Regions from separate parts of the Homo sapiens genome. Here region 1 is linked to region 2. Evidence: chromatin loops called from intact Hi-C (ENCODE). Cell type or tissue: A673. All regions are shown on one strand. Links, peaks and the distances in the headings refer to the core of each region. The heading gives the core; the rest is flanking DNA.

Region 1 (16,669 bases), core at 9,229-11,728, 290 kb before region 2:
CTCCAACAAAATTTGAGTACATCACTCCAAATACATTTCTACATCAACAGTTTACAAAAACAACAAATGAGGAAATAGAATACAATTATAGTACTTGCTAGCTGTTATGAACCGAATGTTTGGATTCCCCAAAATTTATCTTGAAGCCCTAACCTCCATTGTATTTGGAGAGTATTTAGAGATAAGGCCTTTATGGAAGTAATTAAGGTTAGAATATAGTCCTAGTCAGAAACGAACCCAACTCGACCTTACTTGGGGCTTCTAGTCTCCACACTGAGAAAATAAATTTCCGGTTTTTTGTTTGTTTGTTTGTTTGTTTTTTTGAGATGGAGTCTCGCACTGTCCGCAGGGCTGGACTGCAGTGGCGTGACCTCGGTTCACTGCAACCTTCGCCTCCTGGCTTAAAGCGATTCTCCTGCCTCAGCCTCCCAAGTGGCTAGGATTACAGGCGCCCGCCACGACGCCCAGCTAATTTTTTGTATTTTTAGTACAGACGGGGTTCCACTATGTTGGCCAGGCTGGTCTCAAACTCCTGACCTCGGTGTCTGCCCGCCTCGGCCTCCCAAAGTGCTGGGATTACAGGCATGAGCCACTGCGCCCGGCCAGATATCCGTGGTTTAAGCCACCCAGTCAATGGTATTTTGTTACAGCAGCCCAAGCTGATGAATACACTAGCATATAATAGTTACAGAATATGAGGCTCTGTCCTAAGTGCCTTTCATATTTTAACTTATTTTGTCATCACAGAAACCACTGGAAGTAAGTACTATTATTATTCCCACTTTACAGATAAGAAAACTGAGATTTAGAGAAGTTGAATAACTTGCCAAGATCATGTGGCTTACAAGTGGTGAACACAGGCAGTCTATGTTCCTATCTGCTACTCAACAAAAATACAGCATGAAATACAATAAAATGTTAATGGTAGAATCTAAGTAGTGGTATAGGGATGCCGTAATGTAAAATTCTTTCAATTTTTCTGTATATGTATATGTTTTCATAATAAAATATCAGAAAAATACAGCTAAGAATAAACAAGAATTATGCAGGAAATTATAAATAAAACTCCAAATTTTTTGTTTAAATGGTGAGAATAGTGATACAACACATTCACGAGTTGAAATAGAACATTCTAAGTATGTCACTCTTCCTCCAGTTCACATAAACTGTGATGCATCCCAATCAAAATTTCAACTTTTTCGGCCGGACATGGTGGCTCACACCTGTAATCCCAGCACTTTAGGAGGCCAAGGCGGGTGGATCACCTGAGCTCAGGAGTTCGAGACCAGCGTGGTCAACATGGCGAAACCTCATCTCTACTAAAAATACAAAAATTAGTTGGGTGTGGTGGTGTGTGTCTGTAATCCCAGCTACTCAGGAGGCTGAGGCAAAAGAATCGCTTGAACCCAAGAGGTGGAGGTTGTAGGGAGCCAAGATCATGCCACTGCATTCCAGCCTGGGTGACAGAGCAAGACTCCATCTCAAAAAAAAAAAGAAAATCAACTTTTCTTTTTACTAAACTAAATGATTCTAAAGTTTAGCTAGTATGGCAAGTGTTCCAGAATGGCCAATAATGTTTTCCAACAATAATGAAGGCAGACTTGCCCTACCAGATATTACCTTGTATTATGGAGGCAAAATAATCAAAATAAAACTAGTGCCAAAATATACTCGGAAATCAGTGAGATGAAATTGGAAACTCAGAAACAGACTTGACACTTTATTTAAATTTAGTATATTGTAAAGCTGGCGTTTCAAAGCAGCTGGGTAATGATGGATTATTCAACAAATATCATTAGGACAACTAGTTAGCCATTTGGGGAACAGTATGAGTCTTCACTGGCTGACAACAAAATACCATAGACTGGGTGGCTTAACCAACAGAAATTAATTTTCTTATAGTTCTGGAGGCTGGGAAGTCCAAGATCAAGGGGTGAGCAAGGTAGGTTTCCTTCTGAGGCCTTTTCTCTTGGCTTGTAGGCAGCCACCATCTCCTTGTATGCTCACAAGACCTCTTCTTGTGTGCTTGAGGAGAGTGAGCTCTCTGATGTCTCTTCTTTTAAGAACACTAATCCTAACAGATCAGGGCCCCACCCCTGTGACCTCATTTAAACTTATTACTTCTATAAAGGCCTCATCTCCAAATACAGTCACTTTAGGGGTTAGGGCTTCGACATACTCGTTTGTGGCAGAATACAAACACTCAGCCCATAGCAAGAACAAATCAAGTTGGGTTCCTGCTGTACATGTTACACATCGTATAATTTCAAGAAAGTAAAGTTTTGTTTTCTTTTTCACTTTTTAATTTTTTTAATTACCCCGTATCCTAGTCAAAGTAAACTTTTGTTTTAAAGTAAAAGCACAACTGTTAACGTGTTCACATAAAGGTGATTCTAGCCATAGTTTTGGGATAAGAAACTATTCTATACATAGGTTTGTGATTAAGGCCCTATTATTTGCAAGTAACTAGCTCACCAGAATTGCTTTCTAAGTTAAAATGATTATTATTATTGTTGTTGTTGGAAGGATTCTGGAGTCTTCAGGAATTCGAGGAAGAACTGGTTAGCCTAGTCTGTGAAAGTTTACGAACCAGCGGATTTCTGAGCACCACAAAGCAAATGCCCAGAGAGATGCCCTCTAAACCACCACCCTTAACATGATTCAGCTCTGGCAACTTTCAGTTGTGTTACTCAGTTCAAAATTCCAAATTTTGGCAGGATCATTTGATCATTTGGCTTTGACCAGGGGCCACGGAGTGTCATGGTAGAAAGACTTGGCTTCTGGGCACCCACCCCATGAACAGTTAGCAGTTCCCAACGAAGGGGAAATGTTTCAGACTAAGGAAAAAGATGAATGCTCCTGAATTTATTCAATAACAGAAGTAGAACTTTAATACTAAACCATGATTTTTCAAGTACAAAAAAGAAAAGTATAGATTAATTTATGACTGTAAGTACAAATATTCTAAATAAAATATTGACAAATAGAACTAGTGATTAATTTTTAAAAATATATATGACCAACCAAGTTTTTCCCAGGAATATAAGGGTGTTCCAATACCAGGAAGCACATTAACATAACCTATAACATCAAATTCAAGAGGAAAAACTATATGATCATGTCAATAGTCAGTGAAAAAGACTTTAATAAACTTTAGCAGTCATTTCTGGTACATCATTATCTGCTTAACAAGTAAAGAGCATTTACTGTTAGCCAACTATTGTTCTAATTCATGTACTAAAAACTCTAAGTAAAATAGGAATAGAAGGAGATTACTTGGTATAGACTGAATGTTTCATCCCCACAAAATTCATATGTTAAATCCTAACTCCCAATGTGATGGTATTTGGAGGTGAGGTCTTTGGGAGGTGATTAGGTCATGAAGGTGGATCCTTCATGAGTGGGATTGCTACCCTTATGTTGGAAGTAAAGCTCGAAGTTGCGAAGAAAATGAGCACTTAAACAAAAGATTTCTTAGCAAGGCAAAATTTACTTCTGTAGAAGGGTGCTGTTCGCAGGTTTGGTCACCATGAGAGCACACTGAACAAAGGAGGGAAGGGGTTTTTATTCCTAATGCGGCTTGTCCCTGTCACTGTGTCCTGCCTCCATTGGCTGGAGTTGGACCGCACAATCTAAGCTGAACCCAACTGGCTAATTCGGAATGTGGTTACACTGGTGAGAAGGGCAGTTTTGGCAGGAAGAGCCATTGCAACGGGAGGGGTAATTTACAGAGTGGGTAGCAGATGTGGTCTCTGTAGACAAGGACTGGTGAGAAAGTTGTTTACTGAAACTAACATAGGGAGGCACAAAGGATAAGGAAGTTGGTTTGGCCTTGGAAGTAGGCAACAAAGAACGGGACGCTGAACAAGCCAAACCTTTGAAGAGGAACTTCTTTTGTATCTGACACCTTATAAAAGAGGCCCCAGAGAGCTCCCTGTCCCTTCCTTCTACCATATAAGGACACATCCAGAAGATGGCCTCTGGGAACCACCTGCTCAAACCTTGATCTTAGAATTCCCAGACTTCAGAACTGTGAGAAATAAATTTCTGTTGTTTATAAGCCACTCAGTCTATGGTCTTCTGTAATAGCAGTCCAAACAGACTAAGACATTACTTCTAAGAAAGACTATTTACAAAAATAAAAAATGTAAATGGTACCCTAAATAGTGTAACAATAAAACAATTTCAAATAAAATCAGAAACTTGCCATCATATTAGTTTGTAACATTGTCTTAGAGTATTTGTCAAATAAAATAAGAAAACTAGCACAAATATTGGAAAAGAAGAGGTAGAGCTATATCTTTTTGCTGATGACATGATACCATATCTAGAAAAAGTCTGTAACAAAAACTGCTAGAATTAATAGGAGAATTGATGTGAGATAGTTGCCTCATAAGAAATACACACAAAATAAATATTTTCCTTGCTTTAGAAATGAGCATGTAGAAATTAGTAGGGCTGGGCATGGTGTCTCACGCCTGTAATCCCAACACTCTGGGAGGCTGAGTTGTGTGGATCATGAGGTCAGGAGTTCGAGACCAGACTGGCCAATATAATGAAACCCCATCTCTACTAAAAATACAGAAAATTAGCCGGGCGTGGTGATGGACACCTGTAATCCTAGCTACTCAGGAGAATGAGGTAGGAGAATTGCTTGAACCCAGGAGGCAGTGGTTGCTGCAAGCCGAGATTGCACCATGGCACTCCAGCCCAGGCAACAGTGTGAGACTCTGTCTCAAAAAAAAAACAAAAAAAAGAAATGAGCACCTAGAATAGAATGGAAGTGGGATATATTCCATCCTCAGAAGGAGTAATTCTACCTATAAAATATTTAGAACAAATTTAATAATAAGAAAATAAAGGTGAAGAAAATACAAATAAAAATCATTAAAAGGCATAAAACAAGATTTGTGTAAATGAAAATGTATATCATTCATAGAGGAGATTTGCTATCATAACAATGTCAGATAATATAAAATGATTATAATTCTGATTAGAGTCCCAGCAGGGTTTTGTTTTGATTTTGGAACTAGATTTTAAAATCTTAAAATTTATGCAAGAATAAAGGTCCAATACGACACAAGAAAAGTCAAGAAAAGAACGGTGATGGGGGACTTGGCTTACCAGATAGCACAACACACTAAAAAGTCACTTTCTCTGTCCATTTTGTACTGCTATAATAGAATATCTGAGACTTGGTAATTTATAACAAACAGAGATTTATTTCTTACAGTTCTGGAGTCTAGGAAGTCTGAGATCGCGGGGCCCATATCAGGCAAGGGCCTTCTTGCTGTGTCATCCATGACAGATGGCAGACGTGCAAGAGAGCTGGAGAGAGCAGGAGACTCAACCCAAGACCTCAAGCTCTTTTATAAGGCATTAATCCATGCATGAGGGCAAAGCCCTCATGACATACATACCTCCCATTAGGACCTACTTCCCAACACGGTTGCCCTGGGGATGAAGTTTCCAACGCCTGCTTTCTGGGGGACATATTCAAACCATTGCAGTCGCCATAGCCATATGATTATGATTCTGGCATGAAGAATGACAAAGAAACCAATGAAACAGACTAGAGAATCCAAAACTGATTCTAGTACATATGAGAATTTATTAAATGACAAAGATGGAGGCTCAATTCAGTAGGAAATGGATGAATTGCTTAATAAGCGAAGCCTACGGAATTCTAGTATTTATCAATCTAGAAGAAAATAAAGTTTTGACATGGGTCCTCATCTTAAACCATATTCAGAAATAATTCCAGCTAGGTTAAACTCTAAAATATAAAATATAAAAATAGATCAAAATCCTGAAAATCTAGTGGGAGAGATGCTTTTAACCAAATCTACAGACCTAGTCAATGTACTTGACTATTTAAAAATTAAAAATCTTTATAGGCAAAAGATGTCTTAAAGTCAATATACAGATGACACACCTAAAAAAAAATCCGTAATGCAGATGACAGACAAAATCAGTATTTAATTGTCTTTAAAACATCATTTAATTTGAGAAACATCATTATTTTATGTACTACTAAAAAAGAAAAATGCTAGGCTGGGCACAGTGAGTGGCTCATGTCTGGGTGACAGAGTGAGACCTTGTCTCAAAAAAAAAAAAAAAAAATTAGGCCGGGTGCAGTAGATCACGCCTGTAATCCCAGCACTTTGGGAGGCTGAGGCAGGTGGATCATGAGGCCAGGAGTTCAAGACCAGCCTGGCCAATATGGTGAAACCCCATCTCTACTAAAACTACAAAAATTAGCGGTTGCAGTGGCAGGTGCTTGTAATCCCAGCTACTTGGGAGGCTAAGGCAGTAGAATTGCTTGAACCCAGGCAGCAGAGGTTGCAGTGAGCCGAGATTGCGCCACTGCACTCCAGCCTGGGCAACAGAGTGAGACTCCATCTCAAAATAAATAAATAAATAGTAAATTTTAAAAATGCTACTGTTTAATTAACGCACAATGTTTTCTTACAATTTAAGAGTTTTACACTTAACAAAAGAGCTATTTGGGATATTTTGGGTGTAAATTTTATCACATCTCATGCTGCTCTGCTTCTGTGCCATTTAATGTACATGATCTTTTTTTTAATTGTAATGTCAAAGCACCCTGTAACTTTTTTTTTTTGTTTTGAGACAGAATCTTGCTCTGTCACCCAGGCTGGAGTGCAGTGGTGCAATCACGGCTCTCTTAAGTCTCAAACTCCCAGGCTGTAGCAATCCTCCCAGCTCAGCCTCCCGAGTAACTAGGACTATAGGCACATGCCACCAAGCCTGGCTAATTTTTTTATTTTCTGTGGAGACAGAGTCTCACTGTGTTGGCCAGGCTGGTATCAAATTCCTGGGCTCAAGTGATCCTCCCTCCTCAGCCTCCCAAAGTGCTGGGATTATAGGTGTGCCCAGCCAAAAAATATGTACCTTTTTTTTTTTTTTAAGACAGGGCCTCACTGTCACCCAGGCTGGAGTGCAGTGGTGCAAACTAAGCTCACTGCAACCTCCACCTTCCGGGCTCAAGCGATCCTCCCACTTCAGCTTCCCAAGTAGCTAGGACCACAGGTGTGTGCTACGACACCCAGCTAAAAAAAAATCTCAATACAGTACTTTTATTCAGATAAAAAGTTATCTGAATATAGTACTTTTGACAAAGCAATCCCACTCCTAAAAATGCGTCCCTTGGAAACAAAAGCATTGTTTCAAAGGACAGTTGTACGAAGGTGATTATTACAGAACTGCTTCTTCTAGCAGAAAATAGGAAATTAAATGTCCACCCGTAAGGGATTTGCTGAATAAATGATACAGCCACACCAAGGACTTAAAAAGGCCTTTTGAAAGAATCCATTAGCACTATGCCATCACTTGGCAGGATTTCCATAAGATCTTTTCCAAGTGAGAAAATCAAATTGTCAAAAAATTTGTTAGATTAAATCATATGGACTTCCTAATATTCGATCAATTTTAACATACAAAAGGGGTTGGGCGAGGTGGCTCAGGCCTGTAATCCCAGCACTTTGGGAGGCCAAGGTTGGCATATCTCTTGAGGTCAGGAGTTTGAGACCAGCCTTGCCAACATGGTGAAACCCCATCTACTGAAAATACAAAAGTTAGCCGGGCGTGGTGGCAGGTGCCTGTAATCCCAGTTACTCGGGAGGCTGAGGCAGGAGAATCGTTCGAACCCAGGAGGCAGAGGTTGCAGTGAGCCCGGATCGTGCCACTGCACTCTAGCCTGGGTGACAGAGGGAGATTGTCTCAAAAAAAAAAAAACAAAAGGGACAACTTCATGTGATTCAGCCAATAATTACCCCCACAAATATGTCTGGTTGTTATTTGTGTGTGTGTAGTGTGGATTATCTGAATACAGAGGCAAATACAAACTAGAGTGTTAACATGCACAAATTTAAAAAAAAAAACATTATCTGAAATCAGATTATTTTCTCATAACACTGACTTTAACAAGGGATTTATGCCAAATGATGTTGGCTGCATCATAATGAAGCTCTGGATTCCCTTTTTAATTTTAGTAAATGTATTCAAAAGAGAACAATTTGTCTACTGGACATAGGAAACCATTACATGACATAAAAAAATAAATCCAATAAGTTCAACTTGTAAATAAAATAATGAAAAGAAGTATTAATAAATCCAATCAATTTACAAAAGCATGTATCTGAAAATAAGTTTCTCATTGGGAAGAATAAAACTTTATCAGTTTAAGGCCGGGTGTGGTGGCTCACGCCTGTAATCCCAGCACTTTGGGAGGCCGAGGAGGGCGGATCACTTGAGGTCAGGAGTTCAAGACCAGCCTGACCAACATGGTGAAACCCTGTCTCTACTAAAAATACAAAAAAATTAGCCAGGCATGTTGGCGCATGCCTGTAATCGTAGCTATTCCGGAGGCTGAGCTGGGAGGCAGAAGTTGCCGTGAGCCAAGATCACACTCCACACTCCAGCTTGTACGACAGAGCGAGACTCCATCTCAAAACAAAACAAAATCTTTATCAGTTTAAAAGGGGGAGAGATAGTTGGTTTATTATCAGTTATTAAAAAAAAAGGCCTTATTAAAAAAAAAAAAAGATGGGCTTAAGCTGAGGTGAGAGGATCACTTGAGCCCAAGAGTTTGAGACCAGCCTGGGCAACATTGGGAGACTCCATCTTAAAAAAGTAATAATAATAAACAAGGCTGGGTGAGGTGACTCACACCTGTAATCCCAGCACTTTGGGAGGCCAAGGCGGGCAGATCACCTGAGGTCGGGAGTTCAAGACCAGCCTGATCAATATGGAGAAACCCCATCTCTACTAAAAATACAAAATTAGCCAGGTGTGGTGGCGTATGCCTGTAATCGCAGCTACTCAGGAGGCTGAGGCAGGAGAATTGCTTGAACCAGGGAGGCAGAGGTTGCGGTGAGCCGAGATTGCGCCATTGCACTCCAGCCTGAGCAACAAGAGCAAAACTTCGTCTCAAAAAATTTAAATTCAATTAAGTTTAAAAAATAAACAAAATTATCCAGGAATGGTGGCGCATGCCTGTAGCCCCAGCTACTTAGAAGGCTGAGGTGGGAGGATCACCTGAGCCCAGGAGGCCTAGGCTGCAGTGAGTCAAGACTGACTGCGCCACTGCACTCTAGCCTGGGCTAGACCCTGTCTCAAAAAAAAAAAAAAAAAAAAAGATGAGCTTCTATGTTTCTATTTTTCACCACTGGAAACCTAATTTATAAGTATGCATAGTGTGTGTAGAGGCAACAAACTTAACTGTATTATCTGATGGAATTATAAACTAATCAAAATTATGAGAAATTTTTGTTTAATAAACTGTATTTCAATAGGACATCTAATACAATATCTAGAATCTGTTCTTCAAAATGTGTCAAGTTATTTGGTCATGTCTCCAAAGGTAGTGAGGAAAGAGCTCCTTATCTACTCGTCTCTGCCATTGGATTCTGAAAACCCCAATGAAGACTTTTTTTTTTGAGATGGAGTCTTGCCCTGTCGCCAGGCTGGAGTGCAGTGGCTCAATCTTGGCTCACTGCAACCTCCGCCTCCCAGGTTCAAGTGAGTCTCCTGCCTCAGCCTCCTGAGTAGCTGGGACTACAGGCGTGCGCCACCACACCCAGCTAATTTTTGTATTTTTAGTAGAGACAGGGTTTCACCATGTTGGCCAGGATGGTCTCGATCTGTTGACTTCATGATCCACCCACCTCGGCCTCCCAAAGTGTTGGAATTACAGGCGTGAGCCACCACGCCCAGCCCAATGAAGACATTTTATCAAGTCATTTAAGTGTCTCTTCATCATCTTCAAAAATACAGTTTCAGGGAGTTAATAACCATATCATTTCAGTTCAGATGAGTTAATAATCATATCATTCAAGCAAAAGGAACCTGACTCACCATTATAAAGAGGCATGCCCCACAACTCCAGTTACACAACACGGTAATTTAAGGCACTTGATCTCTCAAGTGGAAAACTGGTTTAAACCTTGCCTTGCAGGACTGAATTGAGATTGTTCACGTGATATAGCCAGTGCCAGTTAGGCATGCGCTGTTACAAAGGGTATGTAATCCGGAAAGATGAAGATGTTTTAGCATCTTGAAGAGATAAATAGGGATTCTTCTGAGGGAAAACCAATGAGCTTCTGAACAAAACGAGAAGCTGCTTGAAATCACTGCCCATCTCTTCATAGAACTGAGAAGCAGAGAATTCAGTGACCCACTCTTATATGATTGGCAATTTTAACAGCTTTGTTAGGTATTTGTCTTAAACCTTCATGCCCAGGTTCTTCCTGTGCATAATCAGTAAACTTTATTCAAATCACCACCACTGTTCACGTTTCCATTACAATCTCCAGCCTTATCCTTTAGAAATACCATTTTCATCACTGATTCATGATAGAATCAAAAGGAAATTAACATTATCAATACTGACAGTGAGGTCCAGTTCCAATTTGCAATTATATATCCTCCTACATATTTTCCATAACTAATGATTGTCAACTTCCAGCAGAAGAATGCTGAAAACAATGCAGGAGGGATTCACACTAGCACTCGGCATCATCTATACTTCCATACTTCTGAGCATGTATCATGGAAGGTTTAGTTAGAGTAGCCAATGCTGTTTCTGCCCTGTGCATATCCTTGAGACCTTCCAGTGCCTCCAGCAAATGCCGGAGGCCAGTATCTGCATCTCTCTGCCAGGAGCTGGGCTGCCCCAAATATCTGAGAATTATTACTGACCATGCCACCATAGTCCCACCAACAGCCCTCAACCAATGACATTTGGTAGTTGGTATGAGAATGCCTGGTCTGCTCACCACTAGGTGGCATAATTCTGAATATTGTATTTTGCAGATTCCCAGTTTCACTGAGATTAAGCTCCAGTCTCCTGCGATGGTAGCTAACTTCAAAGTGTATCCTTTATTGGTTATCTTCCTTTTCCTATCTCATTTCCCCCTCTCCCTATTGGTATTTCCTGTGTTTCCTAAATAAACTATTTGCACTGCAATCCTTGTCTTAGGGTCTGCTTCTGAGATAACATAAACCAGGCAGTCACTGAATGCATGAACAATAAGCCTGTAAGTTATGGAGTTCTTGTAAGGTGAGTTATCATGTCTTACCAGCCTACACTACCCTCATCCCAAGGAATGACATCCTTGAAATTTCATCTTTAATGTGCCAGTTACATTTCTCTCAGTACACATTAAAAATGAATAAACAGATAATTCATCAAGGTATACATTTATAATTTGTATACTTTCCTATATGTAGAATACACTTCGATTACACAGTTAAAGACATAAATACACAATAATTGAAATCATCTTTCAGAGTCACAGTCACCTCTGGTTCTGAGTTTCTGCTTCCAGTGAGTTCATTCAGTTATAGATCATCTTGCCACCCCTACTTTATCTAGAATTTTGCTGGAATCCTTTCTCTTCAAAGAACAACCTTCACTAACACATGAGGGTAAACAGAAAGTGATCGTTCTTCTCTTGTCCTCCTCTCTGGAACAATCCTCCAGGATCTTGGGTCACTTTTCAGCTACTGGTTTCACTCAGAATGGGTACTCAAAGCTAATACCCCTTCTCTCTCCTGGGAGACAAGGGGACAGATCAAAGCCACACTCATCTTTCTTGCCTTAAGCTCCCACAAAATTAATAAACCAGACTGCAGTTTTTATGCTAATTTTAGGAGAGAATCAGGGAAATTCAGAATTAAAGCTGTAGTTAACTTGGACTTTCCTAAAGAGAAAGTACCCAACGATGTAGGGCTTCACAAGGATGACAGTCCCCACCCTCATCCCACAGGTGCCCTTTTCTTTGAGAGACTTACAGTCTACAATTCCCTTCCCTGGAAAACTGAATTCCTTGTCAAAAGAAGGGCCTCCTCCCCTGGCCTTTATTCCTCCCTGTCTCTGTCTTAAATTCTATTTAAAGGGAGTAGTTGGAACATATGCATTTAGCTCCCTCATAAAAAATCATTACTGTAGAAAAAGGGATTTAAAGCCAGAGGCATGAACCCACAGGGACACATTGAGTGGAAGAGAAGAAAAATAACAAAAACTTTTGGAAACTGGAAAACAAATAGATGAATGGTGATGGACTTATGAGTCCTGAAAAGGCTGAATCCTAAGTGGGCAGAGGGGAAGGCCAAGAGGAACCCAACTTCCCTTGCAGAATCCTGAAAAGCAGAGAAATAGGTTGCCTGGAGTACCCTCTAAAAAGGCGGAGTGAAAGCAACGCTAAAAATAGAATACAGGCCAGGCGCGGTGGCTCATGCCTGTAATCCTAGCACTTTGGGAGGCTGAGGCGGGCAGATTGCCTGAGCTCAGGAGTTTGAGACCAGCCTGGGCAACATGGCAAAACCCCATCTCTACTAAAAACACAAAAAACGGCTGGGCGCAGTGGCTCACGCCTGTAATCCCAGCACTTTGGGAGGCCGAGGCGGGTGGATCACAAGGTCAGGAGATCGAGACCATCCTGGCTAACATGGTAAAACCCCATCTCTACTAAAAACACACAAAAAATTAGCCGGGCGTGGTGGCGGGCGCCTGTAGTCCCAGCTACTCGGGAGGCTGAGGCAGGAGAATCGCTTGAACCCAGGAGGTGGAGGCTGCAGTGAGCCGAGATCGCGCCACTGCACTCCAGCCTGGGCGACAGAGGGACACTCTGTCTCCAAATAAATGAATAAACAAAATAAAATAAAATAAAAATTGAATGCCGGTGGCAAATCTGCTGAAGAAGCAGTTATATTCCCAGCGTCCCTCCACTACTCTGTAGGTGACTGTTGTTCTTTTACGTCCGCAGAAGACTGAACCAGTAGTTTCAGGAGAGGATAACACAGAGGAATCTCTGAACAGCAGGACACCAGGCACAGCTGAAGACAGGTTACTATGCTGAAAATGGTGGATGGGATGGGGTGAGGATAAATGAAAATTTACACACTTAAGACTCCCAACCTCCTTTTCAGAACTCCCACCCAGATCTACACTCTCTGGGCAGCAAATTTGAAGAAACGTCTCCAGTGACTCCAGGTGGCCTAAGAGAAAAGACCTAAGCACACTGACACTGGGGTTTCCCCAGGAACGCACAGATCACCACCCAATTCATATGGGCAGCTCTGGTCGCAGGGTACCAAGAGTGTCATGATCTGCAGTTCAATCTCCCCAGGGCCAGATGGAAAACTAGTTACTCGCCAAAAAAGGCATCATTTCAAAAACCATAGTTGCCTCCTTTGTGATTCTTTCTTTGGGGCTTGTAAGAGTCTCTACAGCGTCCAGATCTGCAACTGACCTACTGAATCATAAGGGCTGGGGCAGAGCTGCCTGTTGCCTAAACAAGAAGAGACTTCCATCATTCTGTGCTCCACTTGAAGTAGGCAAGTTGTCCAAAAAATTGTTTGAGTCAACACACTCGAATATGACACATGTACTTCACACACAAAAAAGACTCACCACGTACTGTACTTCTTTTTTAATAGAAAGGGATAAAAAGTTCAGCAACTTGTCCCTCACTTTAAAGGGGTTATCTTAACATGCCTAAAATTAGTCATTGATGTGACAGGACTCCTTATAGATTATGATATGTTATAGTTTGCCCATTACTTCCTGCTTAAAATAATAATCATTTATTATCTCTCCCAGTTTCCATGAGTCAGGAATTAGACAGGGTACAGTGCAGACAGCTTGTCTTTGCTCCGTGATGTTGGAAGCCTAGCTGGAAGACTCGAAGGCAAAGAGCTGGAATAATCTGAAAGCTTACTCATTACCATCTTGGCCTTACTAGAGCTGTTGGCCAGAACACCCACACATGACCTCTCCATGTGGTCTGGGCTCTCTTAGAATCTGGTGGCTGGGTTCAAAGGCAAGAGTCAGGCTGGGCGCGATGGCTCACACTATAATTCCAGCACTTTGGGAGGCCGAGGTGAGTGGATCACCTGAGGTCAGGAGTTTGAGACCAGCCTGGTGAAACCTCATCTCTGCTAAAAAAAAAAAAAAAAAAAAAAAAAATCAGCTGGGTGTGGTGGCAGGCGCCTGTAATTCCAGCTACTTAGGAGGCTGAGGCAGGAGAATGGCTTGAACCCGGGAAGCAGAGGTTGCAGTGAGCTGAGATTGTGCCATTGCACTTCAGCCTGGGCGACAAGAGTGGAACTCTGTCTCAGAAAAAAAAAAAAAAAGGCAAGAGTCCTGGGCCAGAGAGGCAGGAAGAAGCCATACTGCCCTTTTATAGCCTAGCCTCAGAAGTCATGCAGTGTCATAGTTGCTGCATTCTATTGACCAAGGCAGTTACAAAGGTCCACTCATGCTCAAGGGGAGAGAAAATAGACTCCACGTTTCAGTGGAAGAATGCCAATGTCACATCATGAGTATGAAGGATGGGACATATATTGATGTGGCCATCTATGGAAAATACCATATACCACAGTGAGACAACCAAAGCCTCCATAGACTAAATTATGGCATAGATCCAAGAGCTGACATATTCCCCAGATGGGATGGAAATCACACTGCTTTTCTACCAAGTGGAAGCAAACTGCTTCTGATATTTTTATCAGGATAGACTGTTCCCCACCCAAACTGTCATGTTAATAGCTGTATATCAGGTGTCCCACACTATCCTGATTTGATTCAATAGGAAATGACTTCTGTAACAGCAATGGCAATGGGTATCTTCTCTTCATGAAGTTAAGGATAATTTACTGTTATTCTCCCAAACCCACCCATCTTCTGCACCAGCTAGACTGACAAGTTAAAAGGCCATGGGATAGCAATCACCACTATCTGTGAAGTCTTTTAATCCCTGCAATTCCCCTAGAGATACAGTACCAGATCCATTTATTGTTTTGATGTGGAAGAGCTCCAGGAGCTTCCTCATCTCCATTGCTTTCTTTTTTTTTTTTTTTTCTTTCTATCAACTATAGAAGACTCAATGAATCCGTTCCTTTCTTAACAGGCTTTACTTCACAGGTGAGCAAGCCAGTGTGGGGATTCTATCACGTGCTAAGAACATCTTTTCCAACTGATGCTCTGGAACTTGGGGAACTATGTTAGGAGAGGTTTAAGTTTCCACTGGACCAATGGTGCGGCTGACTTAGGTAAAAACTCCATCATGGCCAGGTGCAGAGGCTAATACCTGTAATCCCAGCACTTTGGGAGGCCAAGGCAGGTGGGTCACCTAAGGTCAGGGGTTCGAGACCAACCTGACCAACATGGCAAAACCTGGTCTCTACTAAAACTACAAAAATTAGCCAGGCGTGGTGGCGCACACTTGTAATCCTAGCTACTGGGGAGGTTGAGGCAGGAGAATCACTTGAACCTGGGAGGCAGAGACTGCAGTGAGCCAAGAATGCACCACTGCACTCTAGCTTGGGCGATGGTGCGAGACTCCGTCTCAAAACAAACAAACAGACGGATAAAACAAAACAAAACTCCATCATTACCTGGTCCCCATATGAACTCTGAGAAGTGGACAATGACATTGTGGGTATCTGGGAATTAGTAATAACTAACAGCTAGTATCCACTTGTTGCCCAAGTGTTTGTGTAGTTTCCCTAGTGTACAGTTATCCAGACAAAATGGTAATACACATTTATCCATAAAATGGTAATGATACACATTCTGTACTGGCAGCACTTTTACAAGCTCCTTCCTCAGGATACATGGCCTCTCCATTATTGAATAGGCTCTGAATCTGTAAACTAGCTTAAGTCTAGCAAGAGAATCCAGAGCTGCATTTCTGTCTTGATATCTGCCTCCAAACCTGGAGAAATTTTTGGCTATACAGATCAAGTAGGGCTTCAGTGATCTGCCATTTATCTAGGACCCTATCTCCAATTAACCACCTGCAAAGATCTTGGTATCCATTTTGAATACCATAAATTGCATGGGGGGTCATCGTTAAAGGCTACTGCTGGAATCATTACAATTACACTGAAAATAGGAAATACGTGGGCATGGGCATGTAGTCCCACACCTGTAGTCCCAGCTACTTGGGAGACTGAGGCAGGAGGATCCCTTAAGCCTCAGGAGTTTGAGGGTGCAGTGAGTTACTGCACTTCAGTCTGGGTGACAGACTGAGACAGAGTGAGACTCTGTCTCAAAAAAAAAGAGACAAGGAAATACACTTCACCAACATTTTATGAACTACTAAGTCATGTTGTAATGCTCCCAGTACTCTTGTGAATAAAGTATGCTTCAAGACTTTGGTAAAGGGAATGTCTTCAGGATCCTGCCAGGCAGGGATGGGTTGGGAAAAGGGATAACATATTTGGTAATTTGTTCCAGAATTCTTCTTAAATTCCTTTCTCCACATTACACAAAGGCATTTCTGTCATCTCAGCTTTTAGAATAGATAGGCCAATATTATGTTCAGCTTTCCCTATGAAAAACATGCCCAGCTGCTAAACATAGGACATGAAATCCAAAATCTGTGGTAGGTGCATTCGTATCAATAAATACAGCCAGACCTTAAATGACACCTTTCTCTTCTCGATTGAACACTCAGTATTTTCATAAGAATTCCTCATGTTTTTTCTGATGACTGCATAAGTCTCCTCCTCTGTGTGCTTCCTGTTTGCTTCCTAGTGTGATATGATGTACCCAAAATAAACTGATACATTCTTGAGAAAAATATTTAACTTCAACCTAATCAAGTTTCTAGACCTAACTTCCAGCTTCTAGGAAGAT
Region 2 (16,669 bases), core at 6,567-9,066:
GTAGTTATATCTCACATCACTAGGAAGTCTCATTCCTAGAGAGTCATGCCCCACAGAGAGGGGAAATGTTTAATTCATAAGCCGAAAGAAGCCAAAGCCTAATTATGAACAACAGAAGGAAAGTATAACTTAGTGGTCTGATTCTGGTTGTGTGACTTATTTTCAATTAAGGCAACTTTTTAAGCAATTATTATTCTAGTTTTAGTCATTGATCACAAGCAAGCTGAAACACGAATCATGAGTAATTTGATAACTAGGAAAATGGAAACTGTACTTATGATTATAATAACAATTACTTGAAGACCAGAACGAAAAAATGAACTTAGCCCTGAGGGTAACCAACTAAACAAGTCATTTAGAGAATCCATTTTCTTTTCTTTCTTTCTTTCTTTTCTTTTCTTTCTTTTTTTTTTTTTTTTTTTGAGACAGAGTCTTACTCTGTCACCCAGGCGGGAGTGCAGTGGCATGATCTTGGCTCACTGCAACCTTCGCCTCCTGGGTTCAAGTGATTCTCCTGCCTCAGCCTCCTGAGTAGCTGGGACTACAGGGGTGTGCCATCACGACCAGCTAATTTCTGCGTTTTTAGTAGAGATGGGGTCTTGCCACTTTGGCCAGACTGGTCTTGAACTCCTGGCCTCAGGTGATCCACCTACCTTGGCCTCCCAAAGTGCTGGGATTACCGGCGTGAACCACTGTGCCAGCCTAGAGAATCCATTTTCTAACATCTTATAACCATTAGTCTTTTGAGTTTTATTTATTTATTTATTTTTGAGATGGAGTCTCACTCTGTCCCCCAGGCTGGAGTGCAGTAGCGCAATCTTGGCTCACTGCAACATCTGCCCCATGGTTTCAACCACCGTGCCTGGCTTTTTTTTTTTTTTTCGATGGAGTCTTGCTCTGTTGCCCAAGCTGGAGTGCAGTGGTACAATCTCGGCTCACTACAACCTCCGCCTCCCAGGCTCAAGTGATTCTCCTGCCTCAGCCTGTTGAGCAGCTGGGATTACCGGCGCCCACCACCATGCCCAGCTAATTTGTGTAGTTTTAGTAGAGATAGGGTTTCACCATGTTGGCCAGGCTGGTCTCAAACTCCTGACCTCAAGTGATGTGCTCACCTTGGCCTCCCAAAGTGCTAGGATTACAGGTGTGAGCCACCACGCCCAACCAAGTTATTCTTTTAAATTGAGTCTGCACTTCTCTAGAGGTATTAACATAGATACAACAAGTGATGTGTGCTACTGCACAGACTCCTCCTTTTTCAGCCAATACATAGTCAAAGGCAATTCTGTTATCTAGTATTACCTGGGCTAAGGAGGTCAAACATTTTTGGTGAGCTGCAATGCTTCTTGCATTGTCTCCAGCTATCTGACCAATACGAGCTGATAGGTTTTTATTCATCTCTATTAATATGAACTCCCAGCACTCAGGATTAGTGTTCCCAAAATGCTGTGACCTAAATTATTTCAATACTCTGCTAACGGCTGGGCGCAGTGGCTCATGCCTGTAATCCCAGCACTTTGGGAGGCCGAGGCGGGCGGATCACCTGAGGTCCGGAGTTCAAGACCAGCCTGACCAACATGGAGAAACCCCATCTCTACTAAAAGTACAAAAAATTAGCCTGGTGTGGTGGTGCATTCCTGTAATCCCAGCTACTCCGGAGGCTGAGGCAGGAGAATGGCTTGAACCCGGGAGGCGGAGGTTGCTGTGAGCCGAGATCGCGCCATTGCACTCCAGCCTGGGCAACAAGAGTGAAACTCCATGTCAAAAAAAAAAAAAACAAAAATACTCTGCTAACATAGTCTTCTTATCTCTGTAATAGAGAAAGGGGGGGTCCATATATATATATATATTCTCCTTCCTCTGCCTCAGCCTCCCAAGTAGCTGGAATTACAGGCATGTGCCACCACACCCGGCTAATTTTTGTATTTTTAGTAGAGACAGGGTTTCACCATATCCAATTCAGGCCCTTGACTGAAAATATATTCCCAAGCTGACCTTTTTTTTTTTTCACTTCCTCCAGCTATATCACCCTAGTTTTATTCATTAATATCTCCCATCTAAACTTAAGGAGTAACCTTTTTAGGGGACTAGCTATTTCTATTCTGGCCCTCCTGGAGTCAATTGTCCACACAATAGCTACATTAATCATTTTATGGGAAGAAGAAAAGATTCTTCTTTTTTATTTTTTGTGGGAAGAAGAAAAGATTTTTTTTTTTTTTTTTTTGAGACAGAGTCTTGCTCTGTCGCCCAGGCTGGAGGGCAGTGGCACCATCTCAGCTCACTGCAACCTCTGCCTCTCGGGTTCAAGCGATTCTTCTGCCTCAGCCTCCCGAGTAGCTGGGATTACAGGTCTGTGCCACCACGCCCAGGTAATTTTTGTATTTTTAGGAGATACAGGGTTTCACCATGTTGGGCAGGCTGGTTTCAAACTCTTGTCCTCAACTGATCCATCTGCCTCAGCCTCCCAAAGTGCTCGGATTAGAGGTGTGAGCCACCATGCCTGGCCTACATTAATCCTTTTAAAACATAATTCAGATTGTTTTGCTTCCCTTGCTCAAAACATTATAGTGACTTCCCATCACTCCTTGAAAAACATGAAAAAATCTTTACCAGAGTCTGCAAAGCCCTACCTATATTGGCCCCTGCTCCCTCTCTAAACTCAGGCACTACTTTATCTCACTCATTGGGCTCCAGCCACATTGGTCTTGCCATTCTTAAACAAGATGAACAAACTCCATGAATTTTGCACTTACCGTTCCCTCTGCCTGTGGAACTCTTCTTTTTTTCATTTCATTGAGGTTCAAGTATCACCTCATAGAGGCATTCACTGACAACTCTATCTAAAAGAGCCTTTTCTATCCCCTTGCTCTCCTTCCACTTTTAAAATATTATTTGGCTTTTTTTTGAATATTTTTCTTTTTTTTTTTTTTGAGATGGAGTCTCGCTCTGTCACCAGGCTGGAGTGCAGTGGCACAATCTCGGCTCAATGCAACCTTCGCCTCCCAGGTTCAAGCAATTCTCCTGCCTCAGCCTCCCAAGTAGCTGGGATTACAGGCACCTGCCACCACACCCAGCTAATTTTTGTATTTTTAGTAGAGACAGGATTTCACCATGTTGGCCAGGTTGGTCTCAATCTCTTGACCTCGTGATCCGCTCGCCTCAGCCTCTCGAAGTGCTGGGATTACAGGCATGAGCCACTGCGCCCAGCCCAAATATTATTTGGCTTTATGTTATCACTGTTGTGTGTGTCTCCCCTCTATAGAAGGTAAGTTCTTTGGAAGTAGAGTGACTTGCGTCATTCACCGCTGTATCCCCAGTGTCTGGTACAGTAGTTCCGGGCATATTGTGTGCACTCAATGTTATGAAAGAAGACTTTTTAAAGCATATGGTATTTAAATGGGTATTTAAATAAGATCCACTGGGGAGAGTATAAACTAAGGGTCATAAATTTATATTCCTACTAGCCTTTGTCAGCTCACCTAAATGAATGACACAGGCTGGGTATAAGATGTTTGGAAAGAATGAGTTGATTAAGAAATGACCCAAGAAGCAGGTACTCAGCTCCAGAAAATTATTGCCATATGAGAATACAGAACTCATTTTACTAGGTCTGCTAATTCTCCAAGATAAATTGGAAGTTCAGTTTTGGTTTTGTTGTTGTCGTTTTTCTTTTATTTGATTTTGTTTTTTAACACGATTTCCTATTTTGAAAACTGCAGGCCAAATAATACCCACCTGTGAGTCCAGTGTGACTGATGAGCCAACGGTCTGCAACCTCAAAACAGAAAGAAGGAGGAGGGTCCAAGATCTTGCCAACACTAAGATGTCAGAGGAGTAGGATCCAGCCATCAAAGAATGTTCAGAACCCACTGAACAGACAGAGGGAAAACCAAGAGTGTGATATTCCTCAAGACAAAAGAAGAAAGCGGCAGGAAGAAGCTGAATGGTCAGCTTTGTAGGCTGCTGACAAGAGTTTGGGTAAGGTGAGGACACACAAATGTCCATTTGATGTGACATCATGAGTATTGGTTGGTAACCTCAACTAGAGAAGTTTCTGTAGATCTCTGGTATGGAATCCTGTCTGAAGAAGATTGAAGAATTAATGTGAGATATGAAAGTAAAAAGAGCAGGGCAATTACCCTCTTCAGAAGTTTTTCTGAGAAAGAGGAGAATAAAACCGGGGCTGTGCTATTAAGGGGATATGAGGTTTTGGAAGGAATTCTTAAAGATAAGTTTATTAGTATGTTCTCATGCCTGTAATAAAGACATAACCGAGACTGGGTAATTCATAAAGGAAAGAGGTTTAATTGACTCATACTTCCACACGGCTGGAGAAGCCTCACAATCACAGCAGAAGGCCAAAAAGAAACAAAGTCGTGTCTTACATGGTGGCAGGCAGAGAGTTTGTGTAGGGGAGCACCCCTTTATAAAACCATCAGATCCTGTGAGACTTACTCACTATCATGAGAGCAGCACAGGAAAGATCTGCCCCCATGATTCAGTTACCTCCCACAGGTACCTCCCACAACGCGTGGGAATTACAATTCAAGATGAGATTTGGGTGGGGACACAGCCAAACCATGTCAACAGGAGATTCTAGAGCATGGTTGCATGTGTATGGAAATGATACAGGAAAATAGGAGAAAATTTAATGTAGAAAACAGGGTGGGGGGATTGCAGGAGAAAAGTCCTTGAGAAGGCAAGAGGGCATGGCATCCAGAATACAAGAAGTTTGATCTGCAATAGAAATTAGATATGTATTTTTATTTCAAAAGGAGGGAATCTGGAGAGTATGGGTACAGATGCAAGTAGGTGTATAGATTTGGCAGTGGGAGATTTGGGAGTCATTGCCTGAGTGCTTCTTTTTGCTCCATGACTTGTGAGAGAAAGCTGAGGTGGTAGAGAAAGGCAATGTTGAGCCTTTGAGGAGACAGTAAAAACTTTGTTAGAGTTGTTTTAGAGTGAGAAAAAAAGAATGCATTCTAGATATGTGCAGGAAGATTGCAGGACAGTGTTGAGTGGCATCATTCATTTACTCAACAAATATTCACTGAAAGTCTACCATGTTTCAGGTACTGTCCTAGAGGCTAAAAATACATCATGAAAAAAAACAAGTCCTGGGTTTTATATTCTTTTCTCCCTCAGAAGTTATAATACAGTTAATTTAATTGCAACTTTCTTTATCATATTCCAGTTCTATGGATACTCCCAGGTCCCCCCCATACCCCCCAACCCAACCACCGGCTTGAGTGAACCTAGATATCTCTCAATACATCATGAGTAAGACACAAACGATGAGTTAGAGTGGTTACATTTTTAAGATCCATCTGTTTAGATTCATGGAACATTGTGGACAACTACTATGGTCAAGGTAAATTTTTCTCATTATGGGTAAAACCCAGAGGGCTCTAGGGTCAGGTTTGTCAGGTTTGGATCCCAGCTCCGACTGCTTATTCGTTGTGTGCCTTTAGATCATTTAATTTCATTGAGCCTTGGGTTCCTCATCTTAAGGTGGACATTGTAACAGCATGTGTCTCATAATTCTCATAGTTGTGGGTCCTAATGAGATTTATCCAAAGAGCGGAGAATGAGGCCAGATGCACAGTAAGCACTCAGTGTCACTAGTATTACTCCTATAAGGTTCAGCTTCAGAGGATAACTTTAGTTTCCTTTACTGTAGTCCCTCCACACCTACTGACCATGGATGCCATCTATTTTCACGACTTTGTCCTGTGAGTGACAAAATGATCAAGAGGACAGACCCATACTGTGGATCATCAAAGGAGCTGATTGATTAGGCTAGGATTTCTGATTTGCAAATTCAATAACTTGATTCTATCATTTCACCTAGGTTGTGATTAAGGCACAAGAGCCCAAATTACTAATTTACCTTAAGAAATATAATGGTATCTCTACAGAAAAGTCAGCTTGGGAAGCAAAATTAACACCGGAAGTTTGCTTAGGGAGGGTACAATTGGTGTAAAGGGAATGAGAAGATCTTAAACCACCATTGTTCCAACACCCTAGCTTCTCCCACGGTTATTTTTTATCCTTTCTTTCTCTACCCCCCAAATCTAATCAGGTTAGATTCTAAGTCCTATTAATTTGTGCTCAGGAAACTTTCTCCCATATTTTCTCTTACCCATTTCTACTTCTCCATGCCTGGGGAATGAGAGTATATAGATAACACAAAATAATGTCCTCTAAAGGTCTTCAAATGAGAAGCATTTGAAGAGTGAGAGTGGCTTCCAGGTGAGGGAGAGGATGTGCTTCAGAAGCTGATTTTGATTATCATTTCCCATGGCTGGACTTGCTGCCATCACCTCCCTGGGACCCTGGGAACATTTTGTTCCTTTCCCAGGGGCTCAGCATTCCCTTCTGGGAGGCTTTGTTGCTCCCATTTTGATGAAGGGTTAGGGGCCCAAAGGTAGAGAACCCCCAAAGGAGATGGGAATCCAAAAATCTCACAGATGCTATTTCAGACTTTCCCCTCCTGCCAAAGTCTCCCTGGAGAATCCTTCTTTCCTCTGCCCTTTGGGAGATTTTATATTTGTTGGATTTAAGGGAGGGGCAGTTCCTTCATCGTACCACTACCGTTAGACATGCCCTACTTTGCTCTTGCTTGAATGATTGCAAGGGCTTCCCAACAGGCATTCCTGCTTCTAGTTCATCCCCTTGCTCCCCGAGATTCATCTTCCTAAATTTGACTCCATTGTTTAAGATTGTTCAGTCCCTTCTTGCTTCAAATAGAATCGAAATCTTCAGCCTGCCTATTAGGTTCTACCACCTGGCCTTATCACCTGCTATTCCTAAAAGCACCAGAATTTCTTGTTAGCACCCCATACATGTTGCTACCCCACCCCCCAACATATAATTTTCCTGCCTTTGTGTCTGCTCAATTTGTCACCTTTTCTTGGAAACTCCCTTCTATGTGTACTAAATACAATTAACGGGGCATATCATCCAGTCATGGCAGAGGCCCCCAGTTACATTAACCTTCAGCAAACCCTAAACTTTTTCTCACTTCAGGGCCTCTGTACTTGTTCTTCCCTCTATCTGGAACATTCTTCACTTGTCCAGCTTCTTCTCAATCTTCAGGGTTGATCTCTTAAAGTAAGGCCCTTAATTTTCTCTCTTCTAGCATCCTGTTCTTTTTTTCCTTCATAGCACTTACCAAAATATGTAATTATACATTTAAATATTAATTTATTTGTTTAATCCTCCACTAGACTGTAAACTTGCAGTATTCATGTCTATTTGCTCCCCACTCTATTTTTCAGTGCCTAGCACAGTGCAAGGATGTAAAAAACATGAATATTTGCTGAATGCATAAGTGATTGAATGGGTTATAGTGCATAGAACTCATGGTCTGTCATCAACAAAATCCTATATTCTCGATCTCTTCTCTGCTTTAACTTAGACCTGGCTTTCCCCAAAGAACACCATTTCTCCCAAGTGACATCTTTTCTCTTTTGTTCACTTCATAGATTAGTGCCTGGCACAGAATAGTTGCTCTGCAATTATTTAATTGCTGTTTACTGGCTGTGTCCTTTTCCCTCTAAGCTAATGAATGGTTAGGAAGATAGCTCAACAGAATGAAAAGAAGTCATTCTGGAGGCAGACAGGCTGAGATTGAATCCTAGTCCTGCTGCTGACTAGCTGGTGATTTGACCAAGTTCGTTAACCTCTCTGAGCCACAGGGTTCATCTTTAAGTGTAATAGAATTTTAACTCGCGCGGAGGTACTTTATTAGGTTGGCCCAATGAGTTGATTCACACTGCCCCCTAGAGGACTTCTGTTTCTGGGACAACAGACTCCAAACCCTAGGAATGTTTGAGGATCTTTGTGAGCTACTCAGACGCACCTGAGGGAGAGGAGGGCTCCAGATCAGCCCTGTGGGAGTTGGCTCCAGATCAGCCCTGTGGGAGTTGGCCCCAAATCAGCCCTGCAGGGGTTGGCCCCAGATCAGCCCTGCAGGAGTTGACTCCAGATCAGCCCTGCAGGAGTTGGGACACAGACAAAAAGTTAAGAGGTCTTGGAGAAGGCAGCTCAGACATTGACAAGGTCAGCAGTCCTCGAGCAGCAGTGGCAGTGGGAGTTTTAATGATTTCTGAGAATCAAGGAGGGGACTTGGTTTGCAAAGCCTGCCTTTGTTGCTACTTAAGCATGTGGTGGGTTATCCAGAGCTCGGAGATTTAGAATATTGCTAAAGGTGAAGTCCATTTGTGTTAACCATAGCTGAGGTCAGGGGTATTTCAGAGTCACATGTAAAATGGAGCATCCTTAATAATAAGTACCTGCCTTTCAGGGTTGTTGTGAGGATCAAATGAGAAAAGAGTCATGTAACATGCTAATATGGTACCTGATACATAACAATTGCTCAATAAATGACAACTGCTATTATTGTTGAAGGTAAGGCAGCCTCTCCACTTTCCTTTCTTACACTACATGCTAAATTTATTCTCTAATAATAAAGAGTCAGGAAAAAAATGGAGCAAAAATGTGATCAAATATGCACTTTCTTGTAGGCAGTCTTTTGCTTTTTTCGTTTTGTAATAAAATTATCCTATTAATAAATTAAATGTGTATAGTTAAATCTATTTAAAATCCATTCATAAATGGTAAAGTAATTATTATGTGGTTGCCAGTGGCCAGAGGTAGAAGTGAGGTAGAAATTGATGGATAAGGGGCAAATGGAATCTTTTGGGGGTGAAAGAAATGTTCTATATCTTTTTTTTTTTTTTTTGAGGCAGAGTCTCGCTCTGTCGCCCAGGCTGGAGTGCAGTGGCATGATCTCGGCTCACTGCAACCTCCACCTCCCAGGTTCAAGTGATTCTCCTGCGTTAGTCACTTGAGTAGCTGGCACACCACCATGCCCGGCTAATTTTTGTATTTTTAGTAGAGACGGGGTTTCACCATGTTGGCCAAGATGGTCTCAATCACCTGACCTCGTGATCCACCCACCTCGGCCTCCCAAAGTGCTGGGATTACAGGTGTGAGCCACCGCGCCCGGCCCATTTAATACATTTTAATTTAACTTGACTACTATCTGCAATAGCAATGGAAATGAATCAGTGGGGAAAGATAAGAGAGACAGAGAAAGAGCGTAAGAACCCATATTATAACTCTGACCTGGACACAGAGCTGGGCTCTTGGAATACAAACTGAAATAGAACTGGTTCCTGACCTCAAACAGCAGCTAACTGTCTTATGAGGAAGACACACACATAAACATATAATTTCTCCTTAAAAAATTAAATATTCTTGAATAATTAAAATATGTATTTGGTTTTGAAAAAATCTGTACAAATAATAGTAAAAATCAGTCTCCCTCCCACCCCTGTCTCTTGGTTGAAAGCAACCACTGAAAACAGTTTATTCTACAGCCATTCAGAGGCATTCTACTTACATACAAGCAGAATTTTTATATGGTATGTGTATTGTTAGCTTTGTGTATGGTAGCTTTACTGTCTCTGAGTTTTCCTCCTTTAAACAAACAAACAAACAAACAAACACTTAACATTCTACCCTGTAGATGAGTCCATAACAAAACCTATTAAACAGATGGTTTGCAATATAAGATGGTAAGAACAATGGGAAAGAAATGAAAAGAATGCTGTGGTGTGGAGACTACTGGCATCTAGCAAGGGAAAGCTTCCTGGAGGATTGATGAGGCTGCCTTATCTCTTTTATGAGTATTCCAAGATAAAAATACAAGAGCTAATTAGTAAACCAAATGCTCTAGTTGTATACTAAACTGTGTTGTCTACAACTCTGATTGTTGTTTGGAGGGGAGCAAAAACAGTTTGAGCAGGCCAGGGGTGGGGAAAAGTTATTGCACAGAAAGTGGGACTGTCGAGGTATGAGGTAATAGGTCTTGGTACAGGAAGCACTGGGAGCCCATTGTGTGCAGGGAGGTCTTTGGTTACAGACTTGAGTATAGTATTTCAGATGACCCAGGGACTGATTAGAAGGATTAAAGGATGCTTACTTGTAGTTCTTTTTTTTTTTTTTTTTTTTTTGAGACAGAATCTCGCTCTGTTGCCCAGGCTGGAATGCAGTGGCACAATCTCAGCTCACTGCAACCTCTACCTCCCGGGTTCAAGCAGTTCTTCCTGCCTCAGCCTCCCGAGTAGCTGGGGTTACAGGCACCTGCCACCACGCCCAGCTAATTTTTGTATTTTTAGTGGAGACAGGATTTCACCTTGTTGGCCAGGCTGGCCTCGAACTCCTGACCTCAGGTGATCTGCCCACCTCAGCCTCCTAAAGTGTTGGGATTACAGGCGTGAGCCACTGCGCCTGGCCACTTATTTGTAGTTCTAACTAGCATTGCCAGATTTAGCAAATAAAACCACAAGGCATCCAGTTAAGTTTGGAGTTACATAAACAATAAATAATTTTTAAATATAAGTATGTATGTCCCATATTCAACTTAACTGGTCATCCTGTATTTTATCTGGCAACCCTGTCTTTAACCCAACCATGTGAAAAAATCAAATTGACCACTCAACATCAGGCAGTTAAAAACAATGACGAAGTGGGCGTTTTTAATTGGAAGAATAGACAAACAAGAAAATGTGTAGGGCTGGGGCCAAGAGTTGTTTAAGTGAGTTTAGGGCTGGTGGAGCCTGGGCCAAGGAGACTCTGGTGATCTGGGCTGGCAGGTCTGGGGCTGAGGTAGTAGCTTACAAGGTCAGGACAACTAGGTTCAGAGCCAAATAAATGGTTCTCATGGTCAGGAATGGCAGGGTCATGGCAAAGCCTGCAGCTCAAGGTCAGGGTCAGTAAGAATGGGGCCAAGGAGATGGCCCATGTGGTCAGGAGATTGAGCAAATAAGAAAATATATTGAGAATAGTGAGAGCCAGGTTTCTTACTCTTGGAGACAATAAGTATGAAAAGGGGAAAGACTAGAACAAACCCTGTAATTAGAGTCAGAGGTGTGAGCCTATAGGGTGTGTGTGTGTGTGAATATTATATATGATATACAAAGAGAGACAGAAGAGTAGATGTGTGTGTTTATGATATGTATAGTGGCTTTTTGGTTTTTCAAAACACACTAATTTGTAGCATTTGCTGATTTCCACGGTGTAAATACTCCCAGCATGAAATAATACTAGTTTCACAGCCACCCGCAAAGTTCCTGAATATTTAACAAGCAGCTTTTGCAAGTCCATATGAGCCAACTCCACTACAGTACTTCGGAATGTACATCATACGTATGATTGTGTGTGTGTGTGTCCAGACATATTTTTCCTAGTTGATATCTTGTTTCCTTGTCCTACTGAAAGGACTTGCAAGACCGACACACCCATAGCAATGAGTGCACCTAGCATCTACATCTTGACTTCCAAGTATCATTCTTCACTAAAAAGAAACCAAAAGTTCTTAGAGAAATGGCTGATTTCATGACTAGGGCAGTGAAAAATCTTACTGGTTCAGGAAGAAAGGAAGTATTCAAAGAATGAGGATGTAGTAAGCTAAGTAATGGCCCCTGAAGCTCTAATCTCTGGAATCTGTAAATATTATCATATACAGAAAAAGGATCTTTAGAGATATGATCAAGGAACTTGAGATGGGGAGATTGTCTTGGATTATTCAAGTGGACTTTAAATGCAAACACAAGTATCCTTGTAAGAGAGAGGCAGAGAGAGATTACGCAAAAGGAGAAGGCAGGAGGCAGAGACTGGAGTGGTGCAGCCACAAGCCAAGTGCCAGCTGGAAGCTGGGAGAGGCAAGGAACGAATTCTCCCCTAGAGCCCAGAGGAAGCATGGCCGTGTTAATATTCCTGATTTGGGCCCAGTGAAGTTGATTTTGAATGTCTGGACTTCAGAACCATGAGAACTGCAGCTGTTTTAAGCCACCGAGTTTGTGGTACACTGTTACAGCAGGCATAGCAAACTAATACAGATGAGAAATGTCAAAAGAACACAGGAGCCAGTGTAAAGAGGCTCCCACTGGCCAAATCAGGGACAATCTAGTCATCAAAGTAAATTATGATTGTAAGGAATTATAACTTATTGAATAAATTGGGAATCCTTAAGCCCACACTAATATAAATAAAAAATTAATTAAAAAGGATACAGGAGACCAGGTCCAGTGGCTCATGCCTGTAATCACAGCACTTTGGGAGGCTGAGGCAGGCAGATCACTTAAGGTCAGGAGTTTGAGACCAGCCTGGCCAGCATGGTGAAATCCCATTTCTACTAAAATTACAAAAATTAGCTGGGTGTGGCAGCGTGCACCTGTAGTCGCAGCTACTCAGGAGACTGAGGCATGAGAATCTTTTGAATCTGGATGGCGGAGGTTGTAGTGAGCCAAGATCTCGCCACTACACTGCAGCCTGGGCAACAGAGCAAGACTTGGTCTCAAAAAAAAAAAAAAAAAAAAAAGAGGATACGGGAAAGGAAATGATACTTTACTATAGAATTCAAGTAATAAATGTAGAAGAAACAATGGACATAGGAAAATCTCTATTTGGTGGCCATTATAGTAATAATCCAGGCAAGAATCATTAATGGATGCTAAAACTACTAGGTGTAAATTCGTGTATATTTATGTGTGTGTGTGTGTGTGTGTGTGTGTGTGTGTGTGTGTGTATATATATATGGAAAGAGAGAGAGAGAAATAAAGAGATAAGGAGGCAAATATGATAAAATGCCTCTGGTGGAGATTCTTCAGGATTCTCTGTACTAATCTTGCAAATCTTTTCTAAGTGTGAAATTATTCAAAACCATTTTTTAATTGTGGCAAAATATACATAAAATAAAATTTACCAACCTGTCCGTTTTTAAGCATATAGTTCAATAGTGTTAAGTACATCTGCATTGTTGTGCAACCAATCTCCAAAACTCTTATCTTGCAATCTAAAACTCTATACCCATTAAACAACTCCCCATTTCCCTTCTCCCCAGCCCCTAACAACCACTATTCAACTTTCTGTCTATAAATTTGACTACTAAGTACCTGATATAGGTGGAATCATACAGTATTTGTCTTTTTGTGACTGGCTTAGCGTAATGTTGTCAAGGTGCTACATCCATGGTATAGCATATGTCAGGATTTCCTTCCTTTTTAAGGTGGAATAATATTCCATTGTATGGATATATCCTATTTTGCTTATCCATTCATCTGTTGATGGACATTTGGGTTGCTTCCATGTTTCAGCTATTGTGAATAATGCTGCTCTGAACATGGGTGTACAAATAACTCTTCAAGACCTTGCCTTCAATTCTTTTGGATATATACCCAGAAGTATCAGTGCTGGATCATATGAAAATTTTATGTTTAATTTTTTGAGGAACTGCCATACTGTTTTCCATAGCAGCTGCACCATTTTTCTCTCTTTTCTTTTCTTTTCTTTCTTTTTTTTTTTTTTTTTTTTTGAGACAGAGTTTTGCTCTTGTTGCCCAGGCTGGAGTACAATGGCGTGATGCTGGCTCACTGCAACCTCCGCCTCCCGGGTTCAAGTGATTCTCCTGCCTCAGCCTCCCGAGTAGCTGGGATTACAGGCACCCGCCACCACGACCAGCTAATTTTTGTATTTTTAGTAGAGATGGGGTTTCACCATGTTGACCAGGCTGGTTTCAAACTCCTGACCTCAGGTGATCCACCCGCCTTGGCCTCCCAAAGTGCCGGAATTACAGGTGTGAGCCACCGCGCCCAGCCAACAGCTGCACCATTTTTCATTCCCATCAACAGTACACAAGGATTCTGATTTCTCCACATCCTCACCAAAACTTGTTATTTTCTTCATATTTTTGATAGTGGCCATCCTAATGCGTATGAGATTGTAGCTCGTTGTTTTGATTTGCGTTTCCCTAATGATTAGTGATGTCAAACATCTTTGCATGTGCTTTTTGGCCATGTGCATATCTTCTTTGGAGAAATAACTATTCAAGCTCTTTGCCCTTTTTGTTTTTTTTGTTTTTTTTTTTTGCGACGGAGTCTTGCTCTGTTGCCCAGGCTGGAGTGCAGTGGTGTGATCTCAGCTCACTGCAACCTCCACCTCCCAGTTCAAGCAATTCTCCTGCCTCAGCCTCCCATGTAGCTGGGATTACAGGTGCACGTCACCATGCCTGGTTAATTTTTTTGCATTTTTAGTAGAGACAAAGTTTCACTGTGCTAGCCAGGATGGTCTCGATCTCCTGACCTCATGATCCTCCTGCCTCAACCTCCCAAAGTGCTGGAATTACAGGCGTGAGCCACTGTGCCCAGCTTATTTGCCCAATTTTTAATTGGGTTGTTTGTTTTGCTGTGAGAACTCTCTGTATATTCTGGATATTAACCCCTTATCAGATATAGGAGTGCAATTATTTTCTCTCATTCTGTGGGTTGCCTTTTTACCCTGATTGTGTCCTTTAGAGCATTGTTTGTTTGTTTTTTGAGACAGTTTCACTCTTGTTGCCCGGGCTGGAGTGCAATGGCACGATCTCAGCTCACTGCAACCTCCGCCTCCCAGGCTCAAGCGATTCTCCCATCTCAGCCTCCTGAGTAACTGGGATTACAGGCGCCCACCACCACACCTGGCTAAATTTTGTATTTTTAGCAGAGACAGGGTTTCTCTATGTTGGTCAGGCTGGTCTTGAACTCCCAACCTCAGGTGATCCGCCCGCCTCGGCCTCCCAAATTGCTGGGATTACAGGCGTGAGCCACAGCGCCCAGCCTAGAGCATAGTTTTATCTATTTTCACTTTTGTTGCCTGTGCTTTTGGTGTCATATTCAAGAAATCACTGCTAAATCCAACGTTATGAACAATCGTTATAAACAACGTTATGTTTTCTTTTAAAAGTTTTATAGTTTTAGCTCTTATTTGAGGTCTTTGATCTAATTATTTTAGGTCTTCGAATTAATTACTGTATATGGTATAAGGTAGGGTTTTAACTTTATTCATTTATATGTGGATATCCAGTTTTCCCAAAACTATTTCTTGAAAAGACTGTCCTTTCCCAGTTGAATATACCTGGCACCCTTGCCAAAAGTCATTTGATCATATATAGGAGGGTTTATTTCTGGGCTCTATTTCTACTCCATTGGTCTATATGTCTGTCTTTATGCCAAGAGCACACTGTTTTAGTGACTCTGGCTTCATTAAAAGTTTCAAAATCAGAAAATGTAAAACCTACAACTTTGTTTTTCTTTTTAAAGATTGTTTTGACCATTCAGGGTCTCTTGAAATTTCACATAAATTTTAGGATGGATATTTCTATAAAACAAAAACTTTTAAAAATGCTTTTCTATAGAAGGAGATGGCACCATTACCTATTCTTATAATTCAGGGTGTTCTTAAAATAGTCATGACTGGCCACAGACATGAAATTAGGGGCACTTTTGAGATATGCCTTAATAGTACTGGAATCCTGTCCAGAGAAAGTTGAAAAGCCCAAGACAACGTTTTATGAGATTTTTTCCTTCCCTGTTTGTGCCAATTAGAGCAGGCTCAGCAGCTTTCTGGTCCACCTCCCCCAAGGCTATTACGTCGGAAAAGAGGGCTCATCTCTCATGGGTTTATTTGTTCCACAGGCCTTTTGGGGGTCATAAAGAGTTTAGTGAGTTTTGATAGGATTGCTTTATCTTATTCAAAGATAAAGATAAAATTTAACAAGTACTGCATAGTCACAACATCTTTTATGGCCATGTATCATTCAACAGAATAAAATGATCTTTGATTCATTTGCTCAATGTACTTGAAATCAAATCATTCAATATGACTCTTCTCTTTCTAAGATTAGAAAAATAATAATGTATATTTTTAAAATACATGTACACAGATGCTGGCTCTGTACTTACTAGGTAAGGCTGTTAAACTCTTTGTGTCTCAGATCTTTAAAATTGAAAACTAGTAGAAACTACATCATGGGGTTCCCTGAGGATCAAATGTGTTAATATATGCAAAATGTCTAGAACAATGTTATGTAAATATCAGCCATTATTATTCTCTTATTAGGTGTTGTGAGGATTAACGTAAATGAGATTACCCTTGTGAAGCTTGTGGTACAGTGCCTGGTACATAGAAAGTGCTAAATAAATATTGGCTATCATTATAAACAGATATTTCTGTGATTTATTATGAAGCCCACACCTTCATTAGGTACATCTTACCTTTCTTTACAACTTGGATACATGGGGAATTTGTTATCACAATAAGCATGGATTGAGTCTTCCTCTGTCATCCAGGCTGGAGTGCAGTGGTGTCATCATAGTTCATTGCAGCATCGAACTCTTGGGCTCAAATGATTCTCCCACCTCAGCCTCCTGGGTGGCTGGGACTACAGGTGCACACCACCGTGCCTGGCAAGCAACTCATTTTTCAGGCCCTGTGGTTGCGTTGTCCAATATGGTAACCTGTGGCCACATATAGCAATATGTCTGTCTTTATGCCAGTATCACGGTTTTAGTGAAATATGAGTAATACAAATTGAAATATGGCTAATACAAACTGAGAAGAGCTGGCCGGGCATGGTGGCTCACGCCTGTAATCCCCGCACTTTGGGAGGCCGAGGCGGGTGGATCACCTGAGGGGAGTTCGAGACCAGCCTGGCCAACATGGTGAAACCCCGTCTCCACTAAAAATACAAAAATTAGCTGGGCATGGTGGTGCACGCCTGTAATCCCAGCTACTCAGGAGGCTGAGGCAGGAGAATCACTTGAACCCAGAAGGTGGAGGCTGCAGT

The links. Hi-C counts contacts between places; a loop is a spot of excess contacts. Peaks named below come from ENCODE experiments on the same cell type or tissue, not always from the same donor. Only the 100,000 strongest peaks of a DNase experiment are listed, where the experiment ranks them.
Region 1: a loop joins it to region 2, with 3 times the contacts of the local background. A loop is called at or near these places in 19 of 110 quality-filtered maps.

The regions. Positions count from the first base shown.
Region 1 is chr1:40,432,734-40,449,402 of GRCh38, reverse strand. It overlaps ZFP69B-DT (ZFP69B divergent transcript), which reads left to right. Exons shown (of 5, transcript NR_198977.1): 2 at 10,837-10,878; 3 at 11,003-11,083; 4 at 12,792-12,871; 5 at 12,955-13,202. Among named protein-coding and RNA genes, the nearest start is that of ZFP69B-DT, 9.0 kb to the left of the region's middle. RefSeq lists a silencer at 14,152-14,446. In A673, for the core only: a CTCF peak has its summit at 10,784 (motif pointing right); a DNase peak (open chromatin) is centred at 10,802.
Region 2 is chr1:40,135,299-40,151,967 of GRCh38, reverse strand. It overlaps LOC105378671 (a long non-coding RNA gene), which reads left to right. Exons shown (of 3, transcript XR_947232.3): 3 at 3,717-4,267. Among named protein-coding and RNA genes, the nearest start is that of RLF, 18 kb to the left of the region's middle. RefSeq lists an enhancer at 7,891-7,990. In A673, for the core only: a CTCF peak has its summit at 7,783 (motif pointing left); a DNase peak (open chromatin) is centred at 7,767; H3K27me3 peaks cover 151 bases.